2 separate regions of the Homo sapiens genome follow, and region 2 is linked to region 1. Evidence: read pairs that join two places in POLR2A ChIA-PET (ENCODE). Cell type or tissue: GM12878. All regions are shown on one strand. Links, peaks and the distances in the headings refer to the core of each region. The heading gives the core; the rest is flanking DNA. Region 1 overlaps LRRK1 (leucine rich repeat kinase 1). Region 2 overlaps LRRK1 (leucine rich repeat kinase 1).

Region 1 (13,363 bases), core at 4,846-12,845:
TTAATTAAGATACAGGTTGCTTATCTTTTCGCTCACATTTTCCAACTGTTGTTCTTTTTCTTAATGTTTATAAACTTTTGACCAGGTCCAGTAACACACTGGTAATCACAGCTCTTTGAGAGGCTGAGGTGGGCAGATCACTTGAAGTCAGGAGTTCCAGACCAGCCTGGCCAACGTGGCGAAACCCCGTCTTTACTAAAAATACAAAAATTAGCCGGGTATGGTGGCACACACCTGTAGTCCCAGCTACTCAGGAGGCTGAGGCATGAGAATCGCTTGAACCTGGGAAGCAGAGGTTGCAGTGAGCTGAGATCACACCACTCCACTCCAGCCTGGGCCACAGTGCCAGACTCCATCTCAAAAAAAAAAAAAAAAAAAAAAAAAAAAAAAAGATTTGCTTGACTTCATCTTCTAACCTGTCTATTGAACATTTCATTTTGGAACTCAGTCTTAATTTCCAAAACTCTTTCCTGTTCTTGGTTGTTTATTTTCATAGCGTTGTGCTCCTGTGTTTTGTACACAGTATTTTCTTGAATTTCCCAGAGGATCCTAATTGCCATTTATTTTATTTTATTTTGGTGTCAGTCTTATCTTCTCAGTTAATTTTTATTTATTTATTTAAGATGTCAAAATCATGTATTGAAACCAATATTTTACAGTGAATTCCAGACAAATCAATAATTATATGATTCAAAGCATTATTAGGGAAATTTGCAGTCAGCTGACTTTATAGGCAAAGAATGTCTATAAATTACATAGAAAGCAACTTCCTAGGATACTAAGTCAGTGAAAATGCTGGCAGAAAAATATTTTTCACTGGCACTTATTTTTGAAGTTCTTTTTAATGACCTCTGCATTCTCTACATTTCTTCTAAGCCCCAGCTTTGTGTTTGTCTTTATTAATTCAGCATGATTATTTCAACCATTCTTAGGCATCCACTTGTGGAGGACACTGTTCCAGATGCTGGGGACACAGCAGGAGTGTGGCCTCTGCCCTTACAGGGCTTCCAGTTGTAGCAGGAAAAGTAGACAGCAAAGAACAAGAGAGCTGAGCAAGGTAGCTCATGCCTGTAATCCCAGCACTCTGGGAGGCCAAGCAAGTGGATCACTTGACTTCAGGAGTTTGAGACCAGCCTGGCCAACATGGCAAAACCCCATCTCTACAAAAAAAAAAAAAAAAAAAAAAAAAATTAGCCGGTCGTGGAGGCACACACCTGTGGTCCCAGCTACTTGGGGGTGCTGAGGTGGGAGGATTGTTTGAGCCTAGGAGGCAGAGACTGCAGTGAGCAGAGATCACACCACTGCATTTCAGCCTGGGTGACACAGCAAGAAACTGTCTCAAAAAAAAAAAAAAAAAAAAGGAAGGAAGAAGAAAACCAGAGAGTGATGCTCAATGAAGCATTAGAGTAAGATCATGTACAAAAGAGGCACAGTGTGGCCATTTTGATTTATTATTAGGTAAGACATTGATGTTGAATCTCAGGTCTGCTCAGTTGACCAGAAGGAGGCAGCCACAGGAAGGCTGGGAAGAAGAGGGTTTATTGAACATACTGAAAATAACAGAGAATGATCTGCTCAGCCCTCCCTCTTGTGCCTGGTCTTAGTCCTACACTCCAGGCTATGTCAGAGCCTGCTATGGTCAGGGCTCTGGGAAGCCAGGAAAATGTCCTCATGATGTTTCTATTCCAGCAGGGGAAACACAGTAAATAAACCTGCACTCTACTGTCAGGAGTGAACAGGGCCATGACAGAAATCAACCAGGTTGCAGGGATGGAGAGTGACAGGCATAGGGCACTACTGCTGGTCAGAGATCAGGGAAGGTGTCTGGGGGGAGGTGGCATTTACACAGAATGAAGTGAATGGAATCAGGTCAGTCCTGTAAAGGAGCTGGGGAAATGGTGCTCCTGGCAAGGCATCAGTGAGTGCAAAGGCTGGGCAGCGGGAATGAGCTCGGTAGGTTTGACTGACCGCAAGATGGCCTGTGCAGTTGGGGCAGAGTGAGAGAAGCACCAAATGGGGCTGGAGAGGTAAAGCCTTCACAGCAGGAGTGTAGATTTTGTTCCAAGGCTGATGGACACATCTGAGGAGCTGCATGGTTTTATTTAGGGAATTAGAAGGCTATTGCCAGAGCCCTGGAGAGAAGGCACCAGGAGGGCCAGGATGGTGGGGTAGCAGTGGGAGGAAGAGAATGCACTGGGAATAGGTCTCAAAATAAAGCTATCAGGACTTGTGTGGGTATCCACACACAAGTATGTAACAAACCACCCTATCACTTGCTGGCTTAAAAGAACAACGAATGATCATTTCCCAGGTTTCTGTGGGTCAGGAATCTAGGCAGGGCCCAGCTGGTGGTTCTTCTTGCTTCACTCCCATGTCTGGCCCCTCCGTGCTCCTCCACATGACTTCTCTCTCTTCCACACACCTTCTCATCCACCGCATGTCTAGCCCAAGCTTCTTTACAGCCTACTGCCGAATTCTTGGAGTTTAGCAGCAGAAGCCTCTAGGCCTCCCAAGGCATAGGCCTAGACCTGGTACAGCATCACTTCGGCCACTACCTGTGGGTCAAAACAAGTCAAAGGCCAGTCCAGATTTAGGCCGGCACAGGAAATAGACTCTACCTCCTGGTGAGAGGAGCAGGCTTTGATACGGGTTAGGTGAGTGACGAGTAAAGGAAGGAGGGATCAAAGATGTACCCATCACTCAGATTTAACCAACATTCGTTATTTTGTCATTTTTGCTACAAAGAAAATATTTTAAGAAGTCAAACCTTACAGGTACAGCCAGAACGCCTTTGGATCTCTCCCTGATCACTGCTCTCCTTCAACTCCAGGGGTAGCCATTATTCTGAAGTTAGTCTGAACCCTTTATGGCTGTATGTGTGTGTGTGTCTGTAAATACATGGTATCATTTCTGCCTTGCCAGGTGGATTCCCCCTGGGCTACCATCTATTGCGCAGGGGTTGGCATGAACTCCACAATGTCATCCACTGAGATTAGGGAATAGGCTTTATTAAGAGAAAGAAAATCACAAAGCCTGAATCTGCAAGATGGCATGGCATGTGGCCCCCAGCCTCTCCTTTAACAAGAAGCTATGCCAGGGCATCTACTGGATAGGGCTGGATGGGGCTGGGTTCTACTCCAGCCAAGGGTCCAGCCTGGGTCTTCCCTCTCAGAGCCCAGCCTGTCAATAGCATGCTAGCTGTGGGTGCTGGCTGCTTCTATGGGGCAACTTGGGGTCTGTGGGATGTGCAGTCCTCTATGATGAGCCACTAGACCCATGGGAAACTGAGCTTGGGTGCTATCACTTCAGCTGGGAGAAGGAGGCATCTCAGCTGGCTCATTGTCCAGCTGTGGTAGGGATGGGGTAACCAGAGTCCTGTTTTGTCAATCCTGCTCCTTTCAGAACAGTTTCCATACTAAAAATGTTGGATTAAATATTTTCATACTATGCCAGTCTTTTTGCATCTTGCTTCTTCAACCAACATAAGTTTGATAATATAAGTATGTCCTATATTTTCCAAGAAGCAGAATACATCACTTTGCCTATAAAACCATACAGGCCTGGTGCTTTTTAATGGGTAGATGTCTCACTATTGATTCTCTGTCTTTAAAGGTTATAGGTTTATGTAAATGTTCTATTTCTTCTTGAGTTATTTTATGCAATACAATTTTTAGATAGTTATCCATTTAATCTAGATTTTCGAATATTTTAGCATGAAGTTGATAATGGTTCAGGATTTTAAAATATATTTTTAAACTATCTTATTCATTTTTAATAGATGAATCATATACTTACACACAATTTAAAAGAAGTACAAAAGGGAATACAATAAAAAGTACCCATTCCCGCCCCCTACCCAAACTTACTACCAATTGCCGTCTCTTCCAAAGAATCAGGGCTACTATTTAGTTCCCCTTTTTTATTGGCCTCAGAAACCACAGTTTTTAGGCCTGGACTCAAAATGGCACATTTTTCTCTTTTCATAAGTCTTTAGCTACGTGGAACTTTAAAATGTTATATTTTTGTCTTAGATTTCTTTTTTTAAAATGTTTATTTATTTATTTATTATTTTATTTTATTTATTTATTTTGAGGCGGAGTCTCACTCTGTCCCCCAGGCTGGAGTGCAGTGGCGCGATCTCAGCTCACTGCAAGCTCTGCCTCCCAGGTTGATGCCATTCTCCTGCCTCCACCTCCCAAGCAGCTGGGACTACAGGCGCCCGCCACCACGCCCGGCTAATTTTTTTGTATTTTTAGTAGAGACGGGGTTTCACCGTGTTAGCCAGGATGGTCTCGATCTCCTGACCTCGTGATCCGCCCGTCTCGGCCTCCCAAAGTGCTGGGATTACCGGCGTGAGCCACTGCGCCCAGCCTATTTATTTCTTTATTTATTTACTTACTTACTTAGAGACAGGGTCTCACTCTGTCACCCAAGCAGGAGTGCAGTGGCGACCTCTCGGCTCACTACAGCCTTGACAGCCTGGGCTTTAGCGATCCTCCTACCTCATCCTCCTAAGTAGCTGGGACTACAGGCGCACACCACCATGCTTGGCTAATTTTTGTATTTTTTTTTTTTTTGTAGAGATGGGGGTTCACCATGTTGCCCAGGTTGGTCTCGAACTCCTGAGCTCAAGCAATCCACTTGCCTCAGCCTCCCAAGGTGCTGGGATTACAGATGTGAGCCACCACACCCGGCCACTTTTTAAAATTTTTTATTACAGAAACTTTTGAACACAGTACACAAGTAGAGAGAATATTAAAATGCACCCCTTTGTACCCATTACCCAATTTCAGTAATTATCACACATGGGCAATCTTTTTTTTAACCCTCTTGTTTTTAGTTGACATGTAATAATTGTGCTTGTCTATGGGATACAGAGTGATACTTGGATACATGTATACAATGTGTAATGATCAAATAAGGATAATTAGCATATCTATCACCGCAAACATTTTTCATTTCTTGGTGTTGGGAACATGCAAAAGCCACTCTTCTAGCTTTTTGAAAACAGACCACAAACTATTGTTAACTCGATTCCCCCTCCAGTGCTCTGGTGCACTGGAACTTACTCCTCCCATGCAGGTAACCCACCTTCTGCCATCCTCCCTCCTTCCCCCACATGGCCAATCTGCATCCATGTAAACCCCCTTCTCTCTCTTTCCAGATGATTTAGAACCCAATTCCATACTTATAGCTTAAGAAGTCTAGAAAAGAAAAAACAAAATACATTTAACATACGTTTAAATGTATGTTTAAAAGTGTATGTTAATGTATGCCCACAATAGCATGCTGTTGACAGGCTAGGCTTCTGAGAGGGGAGACCCAGGCTGGACCCTTGGCTGGAGAGGGCCGGGTGTGGTGGCTCATGCCTGTAATCCTAGGACTTTAGGAGGCTGAGGTGGGTGGATCACCTGAGGTCAGGAGTTTGGGACCAACCTGACTAACATGGAGAAACCCCATCTCTACTAAAAATACAAAAAACTAGCGAGGCATGGTGGCGGGCACCTGTAATCCCAGCTACTCGGGAGACTGAGACAGGAGAATCGCTTGAACCCAGGAGATGGACGTTACAGTGAGCCCAGATCATGCCATTGCACTCCAGCCTGGGCAACAAGAGTGAAACTCCATCTCAAAATAAATAAAAAAGTCAAAATATCAAATATCTAGTCAGTGTTCAAATGTCCTGCATTGTCTCTGTTTTTATCACTGGTTTGTTTGGGGCAGGTTTGTTGAGTCAGTGCCCTTGCATGCTGGGACATGGGACAGTACAGTTCCTAAGTCTCTTAATTTCTATCTTTCTCCCTCAATTTCTTTTTCATTGCAGTTTCTTTTGTTGATAAAGCCATATTGTTTGTCCTTTGCAATTTTCCACAGTCTGGATTTTTGGCAATTGCATTTCTATGTGTGGCCTGACATGTTCCCACCTTCCCTATGTTTTTGTAGATCCAGAGGCCTGATTAGATTTAGTAAGATGTTTTGGCAAAAATGCCCAATAGATGGTGGGTTCTTCCTCCTGCATCACCTAGTCACAGAATGTCTAATTGTCTCTCTCTGATGTTTAGAGTTTTTTAATGATTTTCAGTGGTGTCAGCGCAATCACTCTTTATAAACGTCCTAATGGTTTTTCGACTTTTCACACAATGGTTTTATCAGTCATTGATGGTTGCTTAGATCAATTATTTAATTTGAGGTTGCAAAGTGGTGTTATTTTAAGTCTATCTTACCTTCTTCATTTATCAGCTGAAAGTGATCTCTAAAGAAGAAATTTCTTCCATTAACTCTGTGGTACCCTGAGTTACAGTTTGTACAGCAAAGTCGGGGTAAATAGTTGGGTTTTTTTCTCTTAGTTTTCTTATTCATTCTACTGAAAATAAGTCAATTCCCTAGCACCTTTTGAAGGCGGCCAATGAAGGTGGGGTTTTTTTTCCTTAGTATCATTATGAACTCATGAATTTTAATTTATTTGATTCTTGATGCTAACGCTGTTCCTCTTTTGCCAGTAGGCCCCCTGAGTAGGTTCCTCTATCTTTTGGCATGACCCCAGAAGTCTTTGATAACTTCCTTGCTTTCTGATGTGACAAGACATCCAGGGCCAGATTGTCCATATCCTGCCCCGGATGCACGATGCACTGTTTCTCCAAGAATCCCTGTGTCCTTTGCTGATGATGCCATGATTTTAAGTTCTCTAATATAGTTTTATCTCTTTGTTTCAGATAATGCTTTTGTGTTCTCACATGTCCTGCTCTCTCTCTCTCTCTCATTTTGTTGTTGATCAGTCTTTCCATAAGATTGTTTATTTCACTAGTCCTTCATTCTTCTTTTTTCTAAATTTACTCTTCTTGACTAGTATCCTGTCACTTCTGAGGACTCATATTTTTGCAACTTGAAAATTATTCTTATTTATTTAAGTATATGTTTCTGAAACTCTCATTAGACACATTTTGAAAAACTTCAAAAAATATCTTCAATGTCTCTCACTCTTTTATCTCTGCTCCCGGCCTCCTTGTCTTTTGGTGCTGCATCCTCCTCTTGGTCTTCCAGATTCCTGATTTGTCCTTCAACGGTGTCTCTGCTCTGCAGCTCACCCACTGTGCTTCACAGTGCAACTCTTCTCGTTTTAATTCCCAAGAGTTTTAGTTGATTCTTGTTTGTGGATGCTGCATCCTCCTGTTTCTCTCCAAGACATCAGTAATATTTATTCTGAATTCATTCTCGCTCTGCTAACATTAATTCTGTGTAGAGAGGGGCCCTGGAGGTGCTGGAAAGCTGGAGCCTGAGATTCTGCTTAGGGAAGCTCCCATGCTAACTCAGTCTTTTCCTCCAAGATAAGGATGAACAGTTGACAATACCAAGCTGTGTTGTGAATCAGGAAAGCCCAAAGCTGTCTTATCTCAGTGACTGTGTGATTTGTGTAGGTTTGCCCCGAACAGTAATGTGAGGATGCAGCAAGATGTGCAGGCCCTCTGACCTGGCTAGACCCTGCCTTGCAGAGACATTGTCACTGTCAGCTGCTCACTTCCTCCTGGGGACTCTGAGGCCCAAGGGGGACAGTGGTGAAATATGACACAGCTTCTCCCCTAGGTGATCAGACTGCTTCCAATGAGCCTGTGCCCTTGGCTACATAAAGAGGAAACATAAATATTTTCTGTGTGTGTGTGTCTGTGTGTGTCTCTTTGTATGTGTGTCTGTGTGTCTGCATATCTATGTGTGTGTCTGTGTGTCTTTGTGCATGTGTGTTTCTGTGTGTGTCTGTATGTGTCTGTGTGTGTGTCTGTGTGTGTCTGTCTGTGTGTGTGTCTGTGTCTCTGTGTGTGTCCGTGTGTGTGTCTGTGTGTGTCTATGTGTGTGTGTCTGTGTGTGTGTGTCTGTGTCTCTGTGTGTGTCTTTGTGTGTGTGTGTGTGTGCCTGTATGTGTGTGTCTGTGTCTCTGTGTGTGTCTGTGTGTGTCTCTGTGTGTGTGTGTGTCTGTGTGTGTGTGTGTGTCTGTGTGTGTCTATGTCTCTGTGTGTGTGTGTGTGTGTGTGTGTGTGTGTGTGTGTGTAAGGTGGGATGTCTCTTCCTGCTGATCGGTGGCCTGCCTGTGTGCTGGCTTGGTTAGAGGAGTTTCGTGCTTCTCTTTATGGCGCTGCTCTTCCTCAGATGCTTGCGGGTGCCTGGGTGGATGCTGACTGTTCTGCTCGGGATTCCCCGTAGCTGTCTGTGAACACAGCATTTGTCACAATAGCCTGCGAAGAGGAGGGCCAGGGGACTGTAGCAGGCTGCCTTGGGGACATCCAGAGCATGGCTTCCGGGTGGTGGGCTCCGTGTGCCTCCTGGGAGTTGCCCAGCACACTTTCTCTTTAGCCCACATCGAGTGTAGACCCATCAGTCCCAGGCTGCCTGGCACAAGCTGGAGAGGGGCCAGATCCACAGGAGTCTGCCCACTATGGCTCCCCACTCCTCCCAGTCGCCCTGCTGGTGACCTGGGGACCCTCTTGCTTCCCATGTCCCCCAGCAGCCTCGGAGCTCTCCCAAGCCTTCTCCACCTCACGCACAGTGGATTCCGGTCTTCTCAGGTCACTTCTTTTCCCATGCTAATAAGGCTTGTTGATATTTGTAATAATTTCTAAGGATTTGGAGCAGGAGGTGGTGGCTGCAGCCGGGCTCAGCCTACTGTCTTGATCTCATCTTCCAGCGTCTCCTGGGCATCTCCAAGGTGTGCACTTGCAGGAAATACTGAGTGAGAATGTCAAGAACCGGCTCTACAGTCGGAAGGAACCGGGTTCAAATCCTGATGCTTCCACAGCTAGTCCTATCTGTGACAGGGGCAGGGTTAGAATCTGTTTGCGGAATGGTTAGCACCATACTAAGTGCACATGCTAGGCAGACCCTCAAAAAAAATGGCCTGTTCTTTTTCTCTTTCTCTGTTGGGCAAATTATGTAGCCTCAACTGGACTCTATTTCTATTAGGGAAAATGATAATAATATTACAATGATTAAAAAGTAGGGTCCTTACAAAATGGTGAGTCCGATTTTATTTGGCTCTAAGCTAGAGAAGGCATGGCTCACAGTTATGGAAGACATGGATTTAAAATGTGGCCAGTCTTCATTTCCAAATGTGTGTACACGAAAGTGTGATGACCCTCAAATCTAATCATCAAAATTAAAGCTGTTTAATTAACATTTTAAATTAAAATGTTTCAATTAAAGTCCAAATCTTTCCTTGCCTTATCTTCAGAATGCTTTTTCTTTTCTTTTTTTTCCAAATTACAAAACCTGTATGTCTCACTGAAGAAAACTGGTACAGTGTGAAGTTCGACAATTCACGGAGTAAGCAAGGCTGACGATGGGTGCCCGGAGTCCCCCTCTGGTTCTGTTGGTAGCAGCCTTGGGTCCTCATGAGGCCTCTCTGCTCACAGTGGGCGGGTGGGGTGTGCACTCACCCGGAGACGGCCTCCATGTCCATGCTGAACAACTCCCAGGGTTCTCCATCCGCCAGTGCTTACTGATCAACCCGTAGTGCTGGCCATCCCTTTTCAACAAGTTTGGAAGGTGCTTTTTTCCCGGTTTTCACAGAGTAACTCAGAAGTGACTTAATAAAAATATGCACAAACTGTCTTGGTATGTTCCAAATTGGGATCTTATATAAAGACTCCTGGGCCTAAGGCAACAGTCTATGTAAAGTGAATTATTTCACTTTCTTAAAATAGGGACAAGATGGCCTGCCTTTCCTTCAAGTGTAATTTTAATCTTTCTGTTTTACTCCAAGGGGGTGTAACAGCTTGCTGAGTCATTGTTTTCTGCCTTTTTAATAAAAATTAATTCAGTGATTTAGAGTGGAAATTCTGCCCCCTCCCTTGGGCAAGTCACTGACTCTCTGGGGACCTCTTTCTTTATCTGTAAGCAGAGCTAATACTAGCATCTGATGGGGTTAAATGAATTAACCTAAGTGTTTCCTTTGAATATTTACTCACTGCCTTTACAAAATAATGTTTCTATTCTCACTTTCTCCCCCAAATTTCTACAAAACAACAAATTTCTATCTTTGTTGTTATTGCCATATGATTTCTAAAAATTTAAATAAACAAGCAGTAGCTTTAGGAAGTTACAAAGATAAACTATCAGAAACTTACTGAATTGGATCTTAGATAATGTCCCTTTTTACTTGGTTCTTTTTTTTTTTTTAAGCTAAAAATAAGTTTAGTTCCTCCTCAGTTCTTGGCATTTTTGTGATCATTTGTTTGCAAGTGATCGTATCTTTTTTTTTTTTTTGTCACTCAGGCAGGAGTGCGATGGTGTGATCTCGGCTCACTGCAACATCCGCCTCCTGGGTTCAAGCGATTCTCCTGCCTCAGCCTCCCAAGCAGCTGGGATTACAGGCGCCCACCAGTATGCCCAGCTAATTTTTGTATTTTTGGTAGAGACAGGGTTTCACCATGTTAGTCAGGCTGGTCTCGAACTCCTGACCTCAGGTGACCTGCCCACCTCGGCCTCCCAAAGTGCTGGGATTACAGGTGTGAGCCACCACACCCGGTCGTGATCCCTTATCTTAAATGTTCAGCCTCCAGCCATTCATAATGAATGCCTTGAACACAGGTCAGAGAAAAATCATGAAGCGGGGCTGTTAGTGAGGTTTGGGTGGGCATGGGGCCTCACAGTGGGGCCCAGACATTCTCAGAGTGTTTCAGTTGCTGAGGAATCATGGAGCTTCTTGCTTTAATATCAGGATATTGCTCATGAAAAAAAGGAGGAGACCTATTGTTGTTCAGCCAGAGCTTGTACTAAATGGAAGTAGTTTGCACCATACACAAGCAGGCTTCTCCATCCAGGAAAAAGATCTGTGACTGCAACAACCACAGCGCAGCATTGATCTAACTCAGCTATGCACCAAAAACCCAGCTGCAGAGCAGTGCAGCACCCAGGAAATGTTAACTCTCGCTGCAGACTGAGGATCTTCTCAGAGTTTGTATCTTAGGTCGAAGGGGTGGGGTAGGCAAGCTTTCACTTCTGTTCAGCATTATCTTTTACAAGGATGGGTTTGTGGCATTTGCTTTAACCTTTCGGAGGCTACACTGTAATCACTCACTGGGTTCACCTCAAATCCTCACATGATAGACACCAGCCTACAATTCTACCAGCTACGGAGGACTCCTGATCTTGGCTTTTTTGCTTCTATTTTGTGTGCTTGCTTTTGTGTTTGGAAGGCAGATGGCAGTCCTAGTATTGAGACAAATCAGCTGGAGTCAATTTCTGTTGTTTGAACTTGAGGGTATATATCTCAGCCTGGAAGACATGCAGAGGAAAAGGAAGAAAACATGACCTCATATTTGTTCCCTTGCCAATATGTTAAAACTTTAGTTGTTTGAAAATGTCATACGGTCTTATGGTTCAAAAATCATAAGTATCGATCTACAATCCTGAGATTCTTACATCCTTCCAGAATCTTTTTTATAAGTAAAGAAGCAAAACAAAGATAGAGTCTGATTTTTCCCCTCTTTTACACAAAATGTAGCTGATCGCAGATGCTGTTCTGTGCCTTGCCTGTTTCTTTCACACATTAAGGGTGTCATTGGCCTCCTTTTAGTCAACTGCATAGTGTTCTGTGACATGGATGCAACTCAGTTATACAGGCGGTCTCCTCTTCACGGGCATTTGGGCGATTCCTAACATGTGCTGTAACAAATAATGCCAGATGTCTGTTCCCATGTATAGAAGCTCATCTATACAACACATTCCCAAAGTGATGGGTCACGGGGCATATATGCTTCGAAAAATCTGACAGATGTTGCTAAGCAGCCCTTCAGGAGAGTTTTTCCTGTTTATGCCCCAATCCCTGAAAACATGTGTGCGTGTCTGTTTCCCAGTGGCTGACAAGTATTTATTACCAAATGTTTGCTTTTTCCTAATGTGATATGTGAAAAATGGTACCTCAGCCTAGTTAGAATATGCACTTCTCTTACGATGAGTGTGACCAAGCATGTTTTAGCATGCGTAAGAAGTAGCTATATTTACTTTTTTAAAAACTATCTCTGCAGAGCCTCTTTTTTTTTTTTTTTTTTTTTTTTTTTTTTTGACAGAGTCTTGCTCTGTCACTCAGGCTGGAGTGCAATGGCACAACCTCGGCTCACTGCAACCTCCGCCTCCTGGGTTCAAATGATTATCCTGCCTCAGCCTCCCGAGTAGCTGGGATCACAGGCGCCCACCAACACACTGGCTAATTTTTGTATTTTTAGAAAAGAAGGGGTTTCACCATGTTGGCCAGGCTGGTCTCAAACTCCTAATCTCAGGTGATCCACCTGCCTCGGCTTCCCAAAGTGCTGGGATTACAGGCATGAGCCACAGTGCCCAGCCTTCATATTCTTTATTAATCAATTTTTGAGGAACTCTGATTTTCCTTATCAATTTCTAGGCGCTGTTAGTGTCGGCACGGTATCTATTCGTTGTTAACCTATAATTAGATGCTCTATCAAGATCTATCTAAGAACACAGAAAACTGAAATGAAAACTTTGAATATTCAAAGAGGCTATAGAGGAAATACGCTGCTTTTTTCTCTTAATTATTAAATGAATATGTTAAATATAAAATACTTAGGGGAAATAGCGGTAAATATATCAGGCCTACCTAAGAACACCTTAAACTCTTGACATAAAGGATATTTGAGTAAGAAAAATAACATATCATCTTCTTGTGTAGGAGGACTTAATATTGTAAATATATCAATTCTCCACAAATTGATCCTATCATTTAATGCATTCTCAATTAGAATACAAACAGGATTTCTTTTTGGAACATGGAAAAAGTATAATAAATTTTACCTAGAGAAATAAACCTATGAGAATACAGGAAAGTTCAGGTGGGGAGGGGATGGGGTGAGAGGAGGGGAGGAGATTAGTTGCAGCGTATGCTAAAATTTATTCCAATGCCACCATAATGACTGGGGTTGGAGACTAGCGAGACAATGCACAGAGAAAGCAATGGAACAGTGTGGCAATCTGAAAATAGGCCAAAATGCACATTGATTTTGCCTTGCTAGTTAGAATTATAATTAGTCCAGGAAAGGTTTATTTGGGAATAGCATAGGGGTAACATATTGCTTTCTCACTCCCACTCCAACATCATTTTCAGATGGATCAAATCTATAGCATGGATGCAACTCAGCTATACAGGCAGTCTCCTCTTCACGGGCATTTGGGCGATTCCTAATATGTGCTGTAACAAATAACGCTAGATGTCTTAAGCATAAAAATCAACACCACTAAAAGTCTAGGAAAATGATGAAACTAAACAGTTTTGGAGTAAAGGATATTTTTCTAAGCACAGCACCAAACCTAGACATCATAAATTTAGGAGAACTTGAATGAATGTTGAACAACATACCAATTA
Region 2 (16,476 bases), core at 2,511-10,510, 94 kb after region 1:
TAGCCGGGCATGGTGGTGCATGCCTGTAATCCCAGCTACTTGGGAGACTGAAGCAGGAGAATTGCTTGAACCCAGGAGGCAGAGGTTGCAGTGAACAGAGATCACAGCTCTGCACTCCAGCCTTGGCAACAGAGCGAGACTCCTTCTCAAAACAACAACAACAAAAAAAGAATGAGCGACTAGGATGTGCATACTAATTACACAGCCCAGTTCCAAATGCAGTCCAACATGATTAAATCATGAGAGCAACATCATCAGCTACTCCAGGGTGGATGGTCCGAGGGTCAAATAGAGGCATTCCATATAGTAGCTGATCATTGCCTCTTTCTGTGGACTTCTCCTGGATCTGTAACATACCCAGGTCTCCCCAGTCCTAAACTGCAAACAAAACAAATGAGCCTCTCCTCCTTTTCCTCCTTTTCTTGCTCCCCAGCACCTGCCGCTCCTCATGACTTTGTGCTGGTCGCCAGGTAGCCCTCTAGGTGCCCCCAGGTACCTCTCCTGTCCTCTGCTGACCCTGCCCCAAGTACTGACCCTCCCCTCTGGAGGGCCTTCTCCATGAGAGGACCTTGCCACCCTCCCTTCCAGCCCGCAGTGTCCTCAGCAGGCCCCTCCCCTGCACTTTGCCCAAGCCATCAATTCAGCTGCCTTGGTCCTCCATGCAGCTTTGGGGTCCTCCTTGGTCCGCCAAAGGAAGAATCCTCAGATTTTCAGCAGGGCCCAGCCTCCAGAGGCTCAGGCCTGAGCTTCCAAATTGCTCCCACCTGGAAGTCTGGCACGGTGACTGACACAGCATGTCTGAGACACCTGCCTTCTCTCCTCTGCTGTGTGGTCCCACCGATCACCTTCCCCCACGCCCCACCCACGGAACTGTGCTCAGGGAGTGGCACTCTAGGCTCCAAATTCCTCCCTGTACCCCTGACACCCACTCCTCACCCCACCTGGAATGACATGGCCCTGCCATCTCCCAGTGAAACAATTCTGTTGACAGCCCCTTTCCTCCTTGTGACACCCATACCTGCTTCTGTTTTTGTTTGTTTATTTACAAAGATTTTTTCCATCAGTTATCGGGGTACAGTTGGTATTTGGTTACGTAAGTTCTTTAGTGGTGATTTATGAGATTTCTGGCGCACCATCACCCGAACAGTATACACTGCACCCTATTTGTGTCTTTTATCCCTCGCCCACCTCCCACTCTCCCCCAAGTCCCCAAAGTCCATTGTGTCATTCTTACGCCTTTGCATCCTGACAGCTTAGCTCTCACATATCAGTGAGAACATACGATGTTGGGTTTCCCATTCCTGAGTTACTTCACTTAGAATAATAGTCTCCCGTCTCCTCCAGGTCACTGCAAATGCTGTTAATTCATCCCTTTTTATGGCTGAGTAGTGTTCCATCATAGGTAAAGTTTACTTACAGTGAAATGCCCGGATCGCTAGTGTTCAAAACAATGACTTTTGACAAATGCATACAACTGTGCAAGCAGCACCTGCCTCAAGACACAGAATGTTCCTGTCATACTGGAAGTTCCGCCAGACGCCCTTCCAGTCGCTTCCCATCCGTGTCAGCACCAGCACTCTGACTTCCAGCACCAGAGCCTACTGTTTCCTGTTCTTGAACTTCTCAACCGCACAGAGTCACGCAATATGGTCTCTAATTGGCTTCTCGCACTAAACATCATGCCTTTGAGATCCATCCATGCGGTTGTGTGTATCAGGAGTTTGTTCTTTCTGTTGCTGAGTAGTATTCCATTGTATGGCTTTACTGCAATTTGTTTATCCACTCAGCTCTTGATAGGCATTTGGATGGTTTCCAACTTTGGGCTATGATGAATAACACTGCTGTAAACAGTCTTAAGTCTTTTTGGAGACACATGTTTTCATTTCTCTTGGATCAAAACCAGGAGTGGAATTGCTGGATAATAGAGTGTAAGTTTAATTTTATAAGAAATCACCAGGCTGTCCCCCAAGAGACTGTATGCTCCTCCAAGAGACTGTACACTCCATTTCCTCCCCACTATTTTTTTTTTTTTTGAGATGGAGTCTCGCTCTGTCGCCCAGACTGGAGTGCAGTGGCACGATCTTGGCTCATTACAAGCTCTGCCTCCCGGGTTCTTGCCATTCTCCTGCCTCAGCCTCCAAAGTAGCTGGGACTACAGGCGCCCACCACCGCGCCTGGCTAATTTTTTGTATTTTTAGTAGAGACAGGGTTTCACCATGTTATCCAGGATGGTCTCGATCTCCTGACCTCGTGATCCGCCTGCCTTGGCCTCCCAAAGTGCTGGGATTACAGGGGTGAGCCACTGCGCCGGCCTCCTCCCCAATATTTGTTGTCTGTAGGTCTTTCTGATTTTAGCTATTCCAGTGGATGTGAGCTTGTACTTGACTGTGGCTTTACTTTACATTTTCTTCATGACTAATGAGGTCTAGCACCTTTCGTGAGCTTATTGGCCGTTGGTATATCTTCTTCTGTGAAGTGTCTATTCAAGTTTTATGCCTATTTTATGATTAGAATGTTTTCCTTTTTGGTACTGATATGTACTTCTTTATATCTTCTGGATACAAGTTCTTTTTTTTTTATTCTTTAAGTTCTAGGGTACATGTGCACAACGTGCAGGTTTGTTACATATGTACACATGTGCCATATTGTGCTGCACCCATTAACTCGTCATTTAACATGAGGTGTATCTCCTAATGCTATCCCTCCCCCCTCCCCCTACCCGATACAAGTTCTTTCTCAGATATATGATTTGCAAATATTTTCTCCCAGTCTGTGACTTCCTTTTTTTATATTAATGAAGTCTAACTTTTAAATTGTGTGATTATTGCTTTTTATGTCATCTTTAAGAAATATTTGCTTATACCACAATCTTGACAATCTTTCTTTATTTTTCTTCTAGAAGGTTTGTAGTTTAGCTTTTACTTCCAGGTCTATAATCTATGTCAAATTAATTTTTGTATATGGGGTGAAGTAGGGGTCGAGGTCCATTTTTTTCCTGTATATTATCCCATTGTTCCAGAACCATTTGTTGGAAAGACTTTCCTTTCCCCATGGAATTATCTTGGTTTCTTTATCAAAAATCAGTGATGTGGGTTTATTTCAGGACTCTATTTTGTTCCACTAATATATATGCCTATCCTTATGCCAGTGCCAAACCCCACTGATTATTGTAGCTTTAGAGTAAGACTTGAAATCAGGTTGCGTGAGCGTTTTGTATTAGTTTCCTGTGATTGCTGTAAGATACCATGAATGTGGCATCTTAAAACAACACACATTTTTCTGGAGGCCAGAAGTCCAAAGTAAGTTTCCCTGGTCCAAAGTCAAGGGGTCAGCAGGATCATGCTGCCTCTGAAGGCTCTAGAAGAAAATCCATTTTCTTATCTTTTCCAGTCTCTAGAGCTGCATTTCTTAGCTCACATTTCTTTTATCAATACATAATATTTTACGTATTTATGGGGTACAGGTGAGTAGTTTTTACATGTGTAGAATGTGGAATGATCAAGTCAGGGTATTTGGGGTATCCATCACTTTGAGTATTTATCCTTTCTATGTGTTGGTATCATTTCAAGTCCTGGCTTCTAACCACTTTGAAATATACCATATATTCTTGCTAACTATCGTCACCCTAGTCTGCTATTAACCATTAGAACTTATTTCTTCTAACTGTATGTCTGTACCCATTCACCAACCTCTCTTCCTCCCACTCTCACACCCTTCCTAGCTTCTAGTATCTGTCATGCTATTTTCTATCTTCATAAGATCAAGTTTTTTAGCTCCCACATATGAGTGGGAGCATGCAGTATTTGTTTCTCTTTGCCTGGTTTATTTCATTTAATGTAATGACTTACAGTTTCATCCATGTTGCTGCAAATGACATGATTTCATTCTCTTTTACAGCCAAGTAGTATTCCATTGTGTATATGGACCTTTCTTTATCCATTTCTCCATTGATGGACACTTAGGTTGGTTCCTTATCTTTGCTATTTTGAATAGTGCTGCAATAGATAAGGGAATCCAGGTATCCCTTTAATACCTGGGTTCTTTTCCTTTGTATAAATACCCACTAGTGGGATTGCTGGATTGTATGGTAGTTCTATTTTTAGTTGTTTGAGAAATCGCCATACTATTTTCCACAGAGGCTGTACTAATTTACATTACAGCCAACAGCGTATAAGAGTTTTTCTTTTCTCTGCGTCCTCACCAGCATCTGTTATTTTTTGGTTTTCTGATAGTAGCTGTTCAACTGGGGTTATATGATATCTCATTGTGGTTTTGATTTGCATTTCCCTGATGATTCATGGTGTTGAGCATTTTTCATATACCTGTTGGCCATTCATATGTCTTCTTTTGAAAAATGTCTATTCATGTCCTTTGCCTTCTTTTGAGATTATTTGAGTTTTATTGAGTTGTTTGAATTTCTTGTAAATTGTGGATATTAGTTCCTTGTTGGATGAATACTTTGCAAATATTTTCTCTCATTCAACAGGTCTCTTCACTCTGCTAATTGTTTCCTATGCAGTGAAGAAGCCATTTAGTTTAATATAGTACTATTTGTCTATTTTTGTTTTAGTTGTTTGTGTTTTCGAGGTCTTAGCCATAAAACCTTTGCCTAGACCAATGTCCTGAAGTGCTTACCCTGTTTTCTTCTAGTAGTTTATAGTTTGGGGTCTTAAATTTAAGGCTTTAATCCATTTTGAGTTGATTTTTGTATGTGGTAAGAGATAGGGGGTCTAGTTCCATTCTTCTCCATATGGATATCCAATTTTCCCAGCACCATTTATTGAAGAGGGTGTATTTTCTCCACTGTAGGTTCTTAGCACCTTTGTTGAGAATCAGTTGACTGTAAATATGTGGATTTATTTCTGGGTTCTCTATTTTGTTCCATTAGTCTAGGTGTCTATTTTTATACTGATATCATGCTGTTTTGGTTACTATAGCTTTGTAGTATATTTTGAAGTCAGATAGTGTGATTCCTCCAGCTTTGTTCTTTTTGCTCAGGATTGCTTTAGCTATTCAATCTCTTGTTTGGTTCCATATGAATTTTAGAATCCATTATTGATCTGTTCAGGTTTACTTTTTATTCCTGATTAACTTTGGGTAAGGTTTTATATTTCTGGGAATTTGTCTGTTTTTTTTTCCTAGGCTTTGCAGTTTGTTAACATATAGTTCTTCATAGTAGTCTCTGATGATCTTTTGTATTTCGGTGGTATCAGTTGTAATGTCTCCTTTTTCATTACCAATTTTGGTTATTTGGGTCTTTTCTCTTCTTGGTTACTCTAGCTAGTGATTTATCAATTTTGTTTATCTTTTTGAAGAATCAACTTTTCATTTAATTGATCCTTTGTATTGTTTTTTAAGTCTGTATTCCATTTTATTTCTGCTCTGACCCTTATTTATTATGTGGTTTCTTTCCTTCTGCTGATTTTGGGTTTGGTTTGTAAATGTCTGTAAGGTCCTTTTGGTCTCAAGTCATTTAAATCCAATGTTTTTTTGATGAGTTTCTGTCTAGATGATCTGTCTAATGCTGAGAGTGGTATGTTTAAGTGCCATACTATTATAGTATTAGAATATATCTCTCTCTCTAGATCTAGTAATATTTGCTTTATGAATCTGGGTGCTCCAATGTTGGGTGCATATATATTGATATTGTTATATTCTCTTGTTGGATTGATCCCTTTATCATTTCTTCTTTGTCTTTTTACTGCTTTTGACTTAAAGTCTGTTTTGTCTGATACAAGTATAGCGATGTCTGCTTGCTTTTGGCTACTATTTGCATGGAATATCTTTTTGCAATGCTTTACTTTCAGTCTATGTGTGTCTTTACAGATAAAGTGAGTTTCTTATTGGTAGCATATAATTGAATCATGTTTTTTTAATCCATTCAGCCAGTGTACACCTTTTAAGTGGAGAATTTAATACACTTACATTCAAGGCAATTATTAATATGTGAGGTTTTGTTCCTGTCCTATTGTTAATTATTTTCTGGTTGTTTTTATATATTCTTTGTTCCTTTATTTCTCTCTTACTGCTTATCATTGTGGTTTGGTGGTTTTCTGTGGTGGTACCATTTGAGTCCTTTCTCTTCCTCATTTGAGTGTTTGCTTTACCAGTGATTTTTATACTTTTGTGTGTTTTCATGATGTTAAATGTCACTTTTCTTTTTGCTTCCAGGTTAAGGATCCCTTGAGCAGTTCTTATAGGGCCAGTCTATTAGTGACATAAGGTTTCTGCTGAGGAATCTGCTGTTAGTCTAATGGGGTCTCTTAGGTGACTAGATTCTTTTCTATTGCTGTATTTAGAATTCTCTCTTTGACTTTAGACAACTTGACTATAATGTGCCATGGAGAAGACCTTCTTGCATTATCTCTGTTTGGGGATCTCAGAGCCTCCTGTATCTGGATGTCTAAATACCTTGCTAGACGTAGGAAGTTTTCATCTCTTATTTTGTTAAATAGGTTTTCCTAACCCTTTCATTCTCTCTTCACCTTCTGGGACTCCAGTAATTTAAATACTTGGTTGCTTTATGGTGTCCCATATATCACTCATCGAGAAAATATTTACTCATTATTTTCTTCATTTTTCTTTATTTTTGTCTAACTCTGTTTTTTTCATAAGACTTGTCTTCAAGTTCTGAGATTATGATTCTGCTTGATCTAGCCTATTGTTGAAGCTTTTGAATGTATTTTATATTTCACTCAATGAATTCTTCAGTCCCAGAATTTCCATTTGGTTTTTTTTAAATGATATTAATATCTATCTCTTTGGTAAATTTATCATTTGTATCCTGAATTGTTTTTCTGATTTCTTTGTATTTTTTTTAGAATTTTCTTCTATCTCACTGAGCTCCTTTAGTATCAGAATTTTTAATTATTTTTCCAGGATTTTATAAATTTGTTCTTGATTAGGCTGTATGGCTGGAGAATTATTGTTTTCCTTTGGAAGTATCATATGTCCTTGCTTTTTCATGTTTCCTGTGTCCTTACATTGATATCTGTGCATCTGGTGTAACAGTCACTTCTTCCAGTATTTGAATTTGCCTTCACAGGGGAGAACTTTCTCCTGAAGAGGCATCTGTGGTGTTGGTTCAGTAGGGCACTTTGGCTTTCATTCTATGTAGATGCAGTAGTGTAATCTGTATTATTTCTTTGGCTATAAACAATGTCAGTGGCATCTGTGATTTCCTCAGTAATTTAGGGTGCAGTTGTTAGTGGAGCTTGTGGGGAAGTTTTGCTGGGAACAGGGATGCCAGGTGGGCCAGTCTTTGGGCCCCAGTGGTGGCAGCAGGCATGCCTCTCCTTGGACCCCAGGGTGGTATACACTGGCACCAGTGTTAGAGGGTCCAGACAGGCCTATTCTTGGGCTTCCAGGAGGCTTACTTGGATGTTGGTAGTGGCATCAGTGGGCCAGGTAGGTGGCTGGGTTCTCAGGTCCCTAGGCAGCTGGCATGGTGTGGGTAATGGCAGTGGAAGTGGCAGGAAAACCTTGTAGGTCCTGAGCAGTGCATGCTGGTATTGGCAGTGGCTGCAATGGGCTGGTTGGGCTTGTGCACAGGGCCACGGGTGACATGTGCAAGTAGGTACCAGCTGTAGTGGTAACAGCAGAGTCGGTAGGCCCAACCTTAGGCCCTCAGGAGAAGTGGTCAGGTACCACTGATGGTGGACTGAACCACTGAGCTGGGCAGTCCCTCAGCCCTAGTCCACATGCTCTGGCACAGGGGCCAGGGGACATGAAGCCAGGTCAGGTGGGCTTGTATTCAGGCCCCTCAATGGTGTGTACAGGTACCAGCCATGGTAGGCAGGAGTGAAGTGATCCCCAGGCCAGCAATGGAATGCTCAGGCTGGGGACATCAGTGGCCACACTGCTGCCCTGCCACTGGGGAGGGTGGGCCACCTTCAGTGGCAACAGATTAGGCTGGTGGGTGGGGAACATATGCCACTCACACCTTAGCCTTTAAGGTGGTAGCCTATGCCTCACTCACACCTCAGCCCCAGGGGTAGCAGCCCACATTTCTCTTGCACCTCAGCCCCAGCACCACTGGGCTCCCGGACAGTACACAGTCTGTTGGGGACAGGGCTGTAAAATGGCTCCTTGCAGATTTCTTAAAGAACTAAAAGTAGGTTACCATTTGATCCAGCAATCTCACTACTGGCTATCTACCCAGAGGAAAAGAAGTCATTATACAAAAAAGATACTTGCACACACATGTTTATAACAGCACAATTCCTAATTGCAAAAATATGGAACCATCCCAAATGTGCATCAATCAATAATTGGATTAAAAAAATTGTGGTATATATACACCATAGAATACTACTCAGCCATATAAAGGAATAAAATAATGGCATCTGCAGCAACCTGGATGAATTGGAGACCATTATTGTAAGTGAAGTAACTCAGGAATGGAAAACTAAACATCATATGTTCCAAATTATAATTGGGAGTTAAGCTATGAGAATGCAAAGGCATAAGAATAATACAATGGATTTTGGGGACTCAGGGGAAAGGGTGGGAGGGGATGAGAGATAAAAAACTACACATCAGGTACTGTGTACACTGCTCAGGTGATGGGAGTGCCAAAATCTCAGAAATCACCACTGAAGAACTTTATCACGTAACCAAACACCACCTGCTCCCCAAAGCCCTATTGAAATTAAAAATTAAAATATAAATAAATTGCCTCCTTAGTGTGGCTGCTCAGGTCTCAGAGAGTGTGAGACCTAGAGTGAGCACCCTCCGAGCAGTGCCATTGCACAATCTCCCATCAGTTAGTTTCAGGGCCCACAAAGGGTGAGGGGCTCTCCTGTGCCTTGGATTTCAGGAGTCCAGAGTGGGAATGTCGACCACTGGGGATCTCTCACTTACCTTTCCCCACACTGGGGAGTCTCTCTCAGCTCTCAGCCTAGCAGGCTGCCTTGCTTCCTTGTCCTTCCTTGCCTTAGGTATTTCCTGTCACTTTTCTGTTGAATTCCAGTGTTCCCTCTTGGATGATCTATTCAACGTGTGATTATCTACTCACTATTTTGCCTCTTCTCAGTGTCAGAGGCAAGTCTGAAATGCCTCTAGTCAGCCATCTTGAAGCCGTCCCTCCCAGCAGCATGGCACCCTGCGCCAGTGGCCATCTTGCCTTCTTCTGTGCAAATCTCTCTCTTCCCCCATCTTTTAAGCACACTTGTGGCTGCACTTAAGGTCCACCCAGATAATGTGGGATCTTTCCCCCATTTCAAAGTCCATAACTTAATCACATCTACAAAGTCTCTATTTCCATGTAAGGTAACAATCACAGTTCTAGGGTTTAGGACCTGGATATTTTGGGGCTCATTATTCAGCATATGACACCCTCCAATTTTGTTCTTCTGTTTCAAGATTATTTTGGATTATTCTAGATCCTTTGCATTTTCATCTAAATTTTAGAATCAGCTTGTCTGATTCTTAAAAAACCGTTGTGATTTTTATGGAGATTACATTGAATCTATAGATCAAAGAAAGCTGACATCTTAGAAATATTGAATCTTCCAATATGAACATGGTATATCTCTCATTTATTTTGGTTTTTAAAAAGTTTCTCTCCACGGTGGTTTGTTTTCAGTATTCAGATTTTCTGCATCTTTTGTTAAATTTGTGTCTACATAATTTATGTTCTCCGATATGGGTAAATGACATATCTTCTAATTTGATTTCCATTTCTTGTTGCTGGTATACAGAAATATAATTTATTTTTAAATATTTACCTTATATCAAAAAACCTTGCTAAATTCACCTATTAGCTCCAGTAGATTTTTCAGGATTTTCTAAGTATGCTTCTTTTTTGAAAAAAAGACAGTTTTACTTTTTTCATTCTAATCTTCACATATTTTTTTGCTCTGTTTGCCTGATTGCATTGGCTCGGATCTCTAGCGAAGGTTTAAATAGAAGGGATGAGAGAAGGCGTCATTCTGTGTGATCTCAGGGGGGAAGCATTCAGTCTTTCACCATCAAGTGTGATGTTTTCTGCAGAGCTTTGTTATCCATGGAAACTTTATCAGATTGAGGAAGTTCCCTTTTATTCCCAGTTTGCTAAAAGCTTTTATCATAAATGGGTACTGAATTTTGTCCCCCAAAAATGCTTGTTCTGCCTCTGTTAATTTTTTTCTTCAGTTATTTTTCTGTTAAATATGTTGATGGATTTTCAAATGTTAAACCAACTTTGTATTCCCAAGATTCATACCAAGTGTTCATGATTTATTATCTTTTTTATCTAATGCTAGATTTCAGTGGCTCCTATTTTGCATAAGAATTTTTTAATCTATGTTCATGAGGGATATTGGTTGGTACTTTGATGAAAAGTCTTTATGGGTTATCAGACATAGGCTGTCTTCATAAAATGAATTGAAAAGATTTTTTTCCTTCTCTATTTTCTTCAAGATTTTGTATAAGATTGGTGTTAGACCTTCCTTAACAGTTTGATAGAATTTATAGCCTGGAGTTTACTTCACAAGAGGATTTTTAATTACAAATTCAATCTATTTATTAGCTATAGGGTTATTAAAATTTTCTATTCTTGTGTCAGTTTTGGTAAGTTATTTTTTTTTCAATAAATTTTTTCATTTCATCTATGGTGCAGAATATATTAATATAAAGATATTTAAAATATCTCTGGAATGTGTAGTGATATGCTCTCTCTCCTGATATTAATAATATGTCTTTTCTCTCATTCTTTCTTGATCAGTCTTGCTAAGTGTTTATCAAATTTTTGGAACCGTTTTAAAGAACGAACCGTTGCCATTGCTGATTTCTTCTATTATTTTTCTCTTTTATTTCATCTATTACTGCTCTTTATTATTGTCTTCCTTCAGCTAACTTTGGGTTTAATTTGTGCTTCTTGTTCTTCCTTCTTAAGGTAGAAGCTTAGGTCATTTATTTTAAGCCTTTCCTATTTTCTATGTAAGCATTTAAAGCCATAACTTTCTAAGCACTGCTTTATATGACAAATACAACTAATTTTGCTATGTTGTGTTTTTATCATTTAGTTCGAAAGATTTTCTAATATATCTTATATTATTTTGGTCAGAGAATATATTCTAAGATTTCTGTATTTTGAAATTCACTGAGACTTATTTTATGGGCCAATGTGTGATCTTTCCCAGTGAAAGTCTGGAGTGCACACAAGAAACGAGTTTTCTGTGTTGTGGCTGTAGTATCTTATAAACCTTAATTAGCTCAGAGTGGTAAACAACGTGTTCAAATCTTCCGTATTCTCACTGATTTTTTTCCTACTCATTCTATCAATTACTAAGAGAGAGATGGTAAAATATCTAATGATAAGTCTACCTCTCTCTCCAGTTCTGACAGGCTTTATTTTATATATTTTGAAGCCATTATTGGTTACATATACACATTGGTGTCATGCCTGTGTAATGAAGTGACCCTTTTTTCATTATACAATGTTTCTCTTTATCACTGGTAATACTCCTTTTCTTGAAGTCTATTTTGTCTGATGTTAAAATAGCCACACCAGCTCTTTTAGTTCTACCTGGGTTTTTTCCCTATTCTTCTAGTAGCAGGTTATGATCTCTATAAAAAAGGAATCTCTTGCTGACAGCACATTATCCAATCTGATAATCTCTGCCTTTTAATAGGAATATTTGATTCATTCACATTTATCATAATTAATTATATGGTTGGGTTTAAGCCTACTATTTCTCTATTTATTTTGTATTTATACCATCTGATTTTGTTATTTTGTTCATTCTTTCCTGCCTTCTTTTGAGTTAAATTTTATTTTAGTATTTTCATGCTCTCTGTTGGGTTTTTGGCCATTCTTCCTGGTACTGTGTTTTAGTGGTTACTCTTGGGATTAGAATATGCATCCTTACCTTATCACAATCTACTTGTAATTAATATTATACCACCTTGAATTAAATGCAAAAACCTTAGCACGATACCAGGACATTACTCCTCCCAGCACCCTCTGTACTCTTGCTGTCATCCACGTTTCTTCTATACAGTAGTCCCCCTTATCCACAGCTGGTGGATTTCCAGACCCCCGTGGATGCCTAAAACTGCGATAGTATTGAGCCCTACATATACTATGCCTTTTCCTTTATCTACATACCTATGATGAAGTTTAATTGTAAACCAGTAAGTGATTAACAACACATAGAAATTAACAACAATAACAACAAAACAGTATAATTATGATATACTGTCACAGAAGTTACATAAATGTGGTCTCTCTCTCTCTCTTTCTAAATATCTTGATATTTTTGGACCAGTAATTGAAACCATGAAAAAGAAACTGCAGATAAGGGAGGACTACAATATATGTAATGAACCCCATAATATAGTGTTATTACTTTTGCTTTGAATAATTAAACAATCAATAGTCTTTTAAGAAATTAAGGGAAAAATGTTGATTGTTTCTGGTGCTCTTCACTTCTTTCCATCTGGTATAATCTCTTTTCATCCTGAAGAATTACGTGTAGCATGTCTTAAAGTCTAAGTCTGATGGAAACAAATTCTCTTTTTTAGACAAGACTTTTGTTTATATGAAAATGTCTTTATTAACACTCTAATTTTTTGCTGGATAATTTTCTTCGATGTAGAATTCTGGGTCATTTTTCTGTCAGTCTTTTTAAAGGTGTCACCCCATTGTCTTCTGGGCAGACAGGGGTCCTCCTCAGTCTTCGTCACCCCTGACCCCTCGCTGAGGACCTCTGACCCCATGCCACCTCCTCTCATGTGATCAAGGATGCCCAGCCACCTGCTCTGCTGCAGCCCAGGGGCCTCTGAGAAGCCTACTGCCCCTCCGAGAGCTCTGCCACCATCCTCCTGTGGCTTTTACTGCCCTTACACTCCCCTACTTGTTACCTCTTACCCACCTGCCCGGACCCTCAGTTATGCTGTCAGCCCTTGAGCATTGGGCAGCACACTTCTCTGCCTCCCCACAGCATGTGCTCTGGCCCTGGCATTTGGCCCATGGAAGGCAGGGGAGAGGGAGTGAGGCCCCCTATCCTTACAAGCAGGGTGCTCTTGTCGGGGGATTTGTGCAGACTCTTTATGAGCTATTACTTAACTTTTCTTCCTTCAAATTCTCACTTTTGAGGCTTGGTTTTCATCAAAACCAAGTGTAGTGTTGGCTTCTTCTTTCCTCCTACTCTCCTCTGTGCTACCCATTGCCAGGATATATCTTCTGAAGTAGCTGAACTGAACGCCTCCCCTCGGGGTGGGACCCCTACGAGGGCCAGGCTGGGGGAGCACACGAGGGGTGAGACCTGCCATGATGCTCTGCCCTAAACCAGCTTGGTCCTCAGGCCTCTGAGTACTAGTTTCCATATCAGCCGCTTCCTGGGTTTGATGCTGATATTGGCAATGAAGCTGTATCCAGGATCCAAATCCACAGGATCCAAATCCACAGAATGTTGCCATGCAGCACCCAGAGAACACGTCGCCACTCTGCGTCCTCAGCTCCAGATCTCTACAGGGGTGTCACCTGGAGACTTCTGGGGAGCAGGCCTGGATCCTGCACAGTGAGGCCAGAGACCCGGCCACCTGGGAACCAGCCACTGGCCCCACCTTTGCCTGAGGCCCCACCCACCTCCCACTAGGTATGGGAGGGGCCTCAAGTCTTTCTTGCTGCTCCAGCTCTCTGGGTTCCTTACAAAATAAAACCCCAAAGAGGAATTCAAAATTCCACAGCCCCTCATAACATGGCCCAGCGGTGTCCTTAACTTTGGTCCATGAGAACGTTCAGAGTAAGGCAGCCTGTGTGTTTACAACATTGCCGGATCTGACAACTTTCAGATTGTTTTATCGCAGGTTAGAGGAGTGAGGAGATACGAGTACTCAGTAAAAGAAAGTCAGTTATCTATATGAAGTCAGTTTTTATATGTATAAAACGTACACGTATTTATAATGTGTGTGTGTGTGTGTGTTGGCCTGAACAAGACCATCAGTGTGATCACGGCCAGGTCCTCACCAAGGCTTATGGCACAGCAGGTTAGAATATGAAGTTGGGACGCACAAGTATGAATCCCAACTACCTTCTTTCTCGTCTGCATAATGGGTATAATATAATTACCATAAGTATGATAGTTGTTGTGAGGATTAAATTAGATAATACATGTAAAATATTCAGACCAGCAGAAAGAAACAGTAGCAGGCATGTCCCAGGGCCTCCTGCATGGGAACAGCCACTGACAAATACATGTAAAATACTCAGAACAGTGTCTCTTAAGCTCCCAAGACATCCAGTATTGACAGTCCAGTTATTGTTACTGTTTCTTCGTGGTAGGTACTCATAGCCATGGTGTCGGGTTCTGTACACATCCAGGAATAGTGGGACACGTTTCATCTCAGCACAGGCATAATGGTTCCCTTGAGCCCCAGGCAAGTCCCCGCTCCTGGCATCATCAGCTTTCTAAGGCTGCTGGGATCCCTGGATCTGTGCAAACAGACACATTTGCGGCTCCTCTCAGAGCATGGTTTCCCACCTGCAGTGAACCCCTCCAGCCCCTCAGAAAATCTCCATGAACTCCCTGGAAGTACCATACAGTTTTAAGCCTTTGTGCTTCTTTCAGGAGGAAGGTCCTTGCCTCTCAGCAGACTCTGAGAAGGGCTGCGGCCCCTGTCTGAGGCTGTCTCAGTGGGGTGGCATGAGCCAGCACCTCCGTGCAGACACTGTGCCCTGCCAGGGTTTCACTGCTTTACGTTCATCAAACACATGAAGAATTTACCTCTTAGGACCTGTCCTGCCGACTCACTGGTCATTCCCTGGGACGGCCTTTCCCAGCTCGTAATTGCTCTGAAACCCGGAGCCAGCGGCCTCCACTACCTGGAGACCACTGCTTCCCTTGAGAACTGGCTTCTGTGGCCACTCAGGATCTCTTTATTTGCCATGTCACCTTCTAAACCTCTGCCCTCAAAAACATCATGGAGCACCTCTTCTGTGTGCCACCGCACATCGTGCTGGGACGCCTGGGGACAGAGAATGCTCCCCCCACTCTCTAAGCACACTCCGACAAGGAGAAGAGCAAGACAGACATGGGGCACCACCACTGTAAGAGGGCCACATGAGAGACCCAGGATGCATGAGATGAAGTAGAAAAAGCAGAAAGAAACAGCAGGCACGGCCCAGGGCCTCCTGTATGGGGAACAAACACTGAGCAGATAGAGAAGCAAGGACTTTTCAGATGTAAAGGAATAAGACAGGACACTCTGATGAAGAGGCATCTAGCGAGAGGTTGGGAATGTCCTTTCACTCAAGACCTGAAAGGCTGAAAAGGCCTCCTGCTTCACCACCTGTGTCTGCTGTGTCATCTGCACAGCCCCCGTCTACCTTCACCAGCCCTGCCAAGAGGGGATCCTTTCTCTCCCCATTGTATACCCATGTGTCAGAGCGTGTAAGTGAGAGCCGAGACTTGCGCCTGTATGCTCGGGCCATGGGCTGTCACTGAATTTTCTTACAGTTTAGGGAGTCTTTTCCAGAAAGTTCTAAGGACATTTATTGGACTGAAATAGATTTAAGATTAGGAGAGCTGAAGGTAAAACCTTTATTGGGAAGGAGTGCAGCATCTGCACACCAGGGGCCGTCCTGTACCTGTCCAGTGCCTGCCCCCGCAGCCCCACAGGATGCAGCCGTTGCTGGTTTTCGGGCACCCTTTTGGAGGGACCTCCCAGGTTTCAGCCGTGAAGCCCTTGCCGATGCAATGATGCAGCATTTTTATGATGACCGAGAGTGTTCTCGTAAAACATCCCTCTTCCGCACAAAACAGGCCTATTCTAACTTTTAAGGCAATCGCGTCGTGTCAACGGGCCAAGAATAATAAATAGCTTTAAAGGCCAAAAATGTTACTCTGACCCTAATATCTGCATTGTCCTTGAAACCTTGCAGCTGTGTTTGTTTTTCCTTCATCAACCAAAGTTAATGTTATTTCCCCAACTGCAACCCCGTTTATAGAGAATTGAGTCCCATTTGCTGTGTCTGACATTTTTAGGACCATGATGTTTTCATGTCTTCCCTTAGCCTTATTCTAGTATCTTAGAAACCATGATAGACTCATATTAATGGGACCAGTCTTCATTTTCCTTTGGAGTATTTATTCTTAGCATATAAACCACGCTTCTCTTACTAATAACAGAATTCCAAAGGCCCTGGGAGGAAGGAACCCAGCAGCCTGAGGTGTTCCAGCACAGCCTGTCCCCAGATCAGGCCATCTGCTGGGGTCAGGGCCCTGCAGTGGAGCTTGGGCCCCACTGTTCACCAGTCCCCCTTGGTGTGTTTCAGCTACCTCCTGCCCCATCTCCTTCCATCTAAACCTGGCCTGGACACCCACGGTATGCGGCACCCCACAGCCAACACCATTCAGAGGGTATTTAAGATGAGCTTCGTTCCCGTTGGCTTCTGGCAAAGGTTTATAGCACGGATGCTGATCAGCCTGGCGGAGATGGACCTGCAGGTATTATGGCTGCGGTTTCTGCATAGACAGATGCCCGAGAGCC

What was found. ChIA-PET counts read pairs that join two places held together with the same protein. Peaks named below come from ENCODE experiments on the same cell type or tissue, not always from the same donor. Only the 100,000 strongest peaks of a DNase experiment are listed, where the experiment ranks them.
Region 2: POLR2A ChIA-PET joins it to region 1 with 7 read pairs; 3 of 35 experiments call an interaction of 5 or more read pairs at or near these places.

What each region holds. Positions count from the first base shown.
Region 1 is chr15:100,933,463-100,946,825 of GRCh38, forward strand. The region is part of intron 2 of LRRK1 (leucine rich repeat kinase 1); the gene reads left to right. Among named protein-coding and RNA genes, the nearest start is that of LRRK1, 21 kb to the left of the region's middle. RefSeq lists enhancers at 8,076-8,215, 8,256-8,405. In GM12878, for the core only: no CTCF peak of the experiment used is centred there; DNase peaks (open chromatin) are centred at 7,540, 8,182 and 10,951; H3K4me3 peaks cover 2,120 bases; H3K27ac peaks cover 4,335 bases.
Region 2 is chr15:101,029,720-101,046,195 of GRCh38, forward strand. It overlaps LRRK1 (leucine rich repeat kinase 1), which reads left to right. Exons shown (of 34, transcript NM_024652.6): 21 at 16,262-16,433. It also overlaps a transcript of LRRK1-AS1 not described here. Among named protein-coding and RNA genes, the nearest start is that of LRRK1-AS1, 110 kb to the right of the region's middle. RefSeq lists an enhancer at 16,355-16,476. In GM12878, for the core only: no CTCF peak of the experiment used is centred there; a DNase peak (open chromatin) is centred at 6,142; H3K4me3 peaks cover 328 bases; H3K27ac peaks cover 367 bases.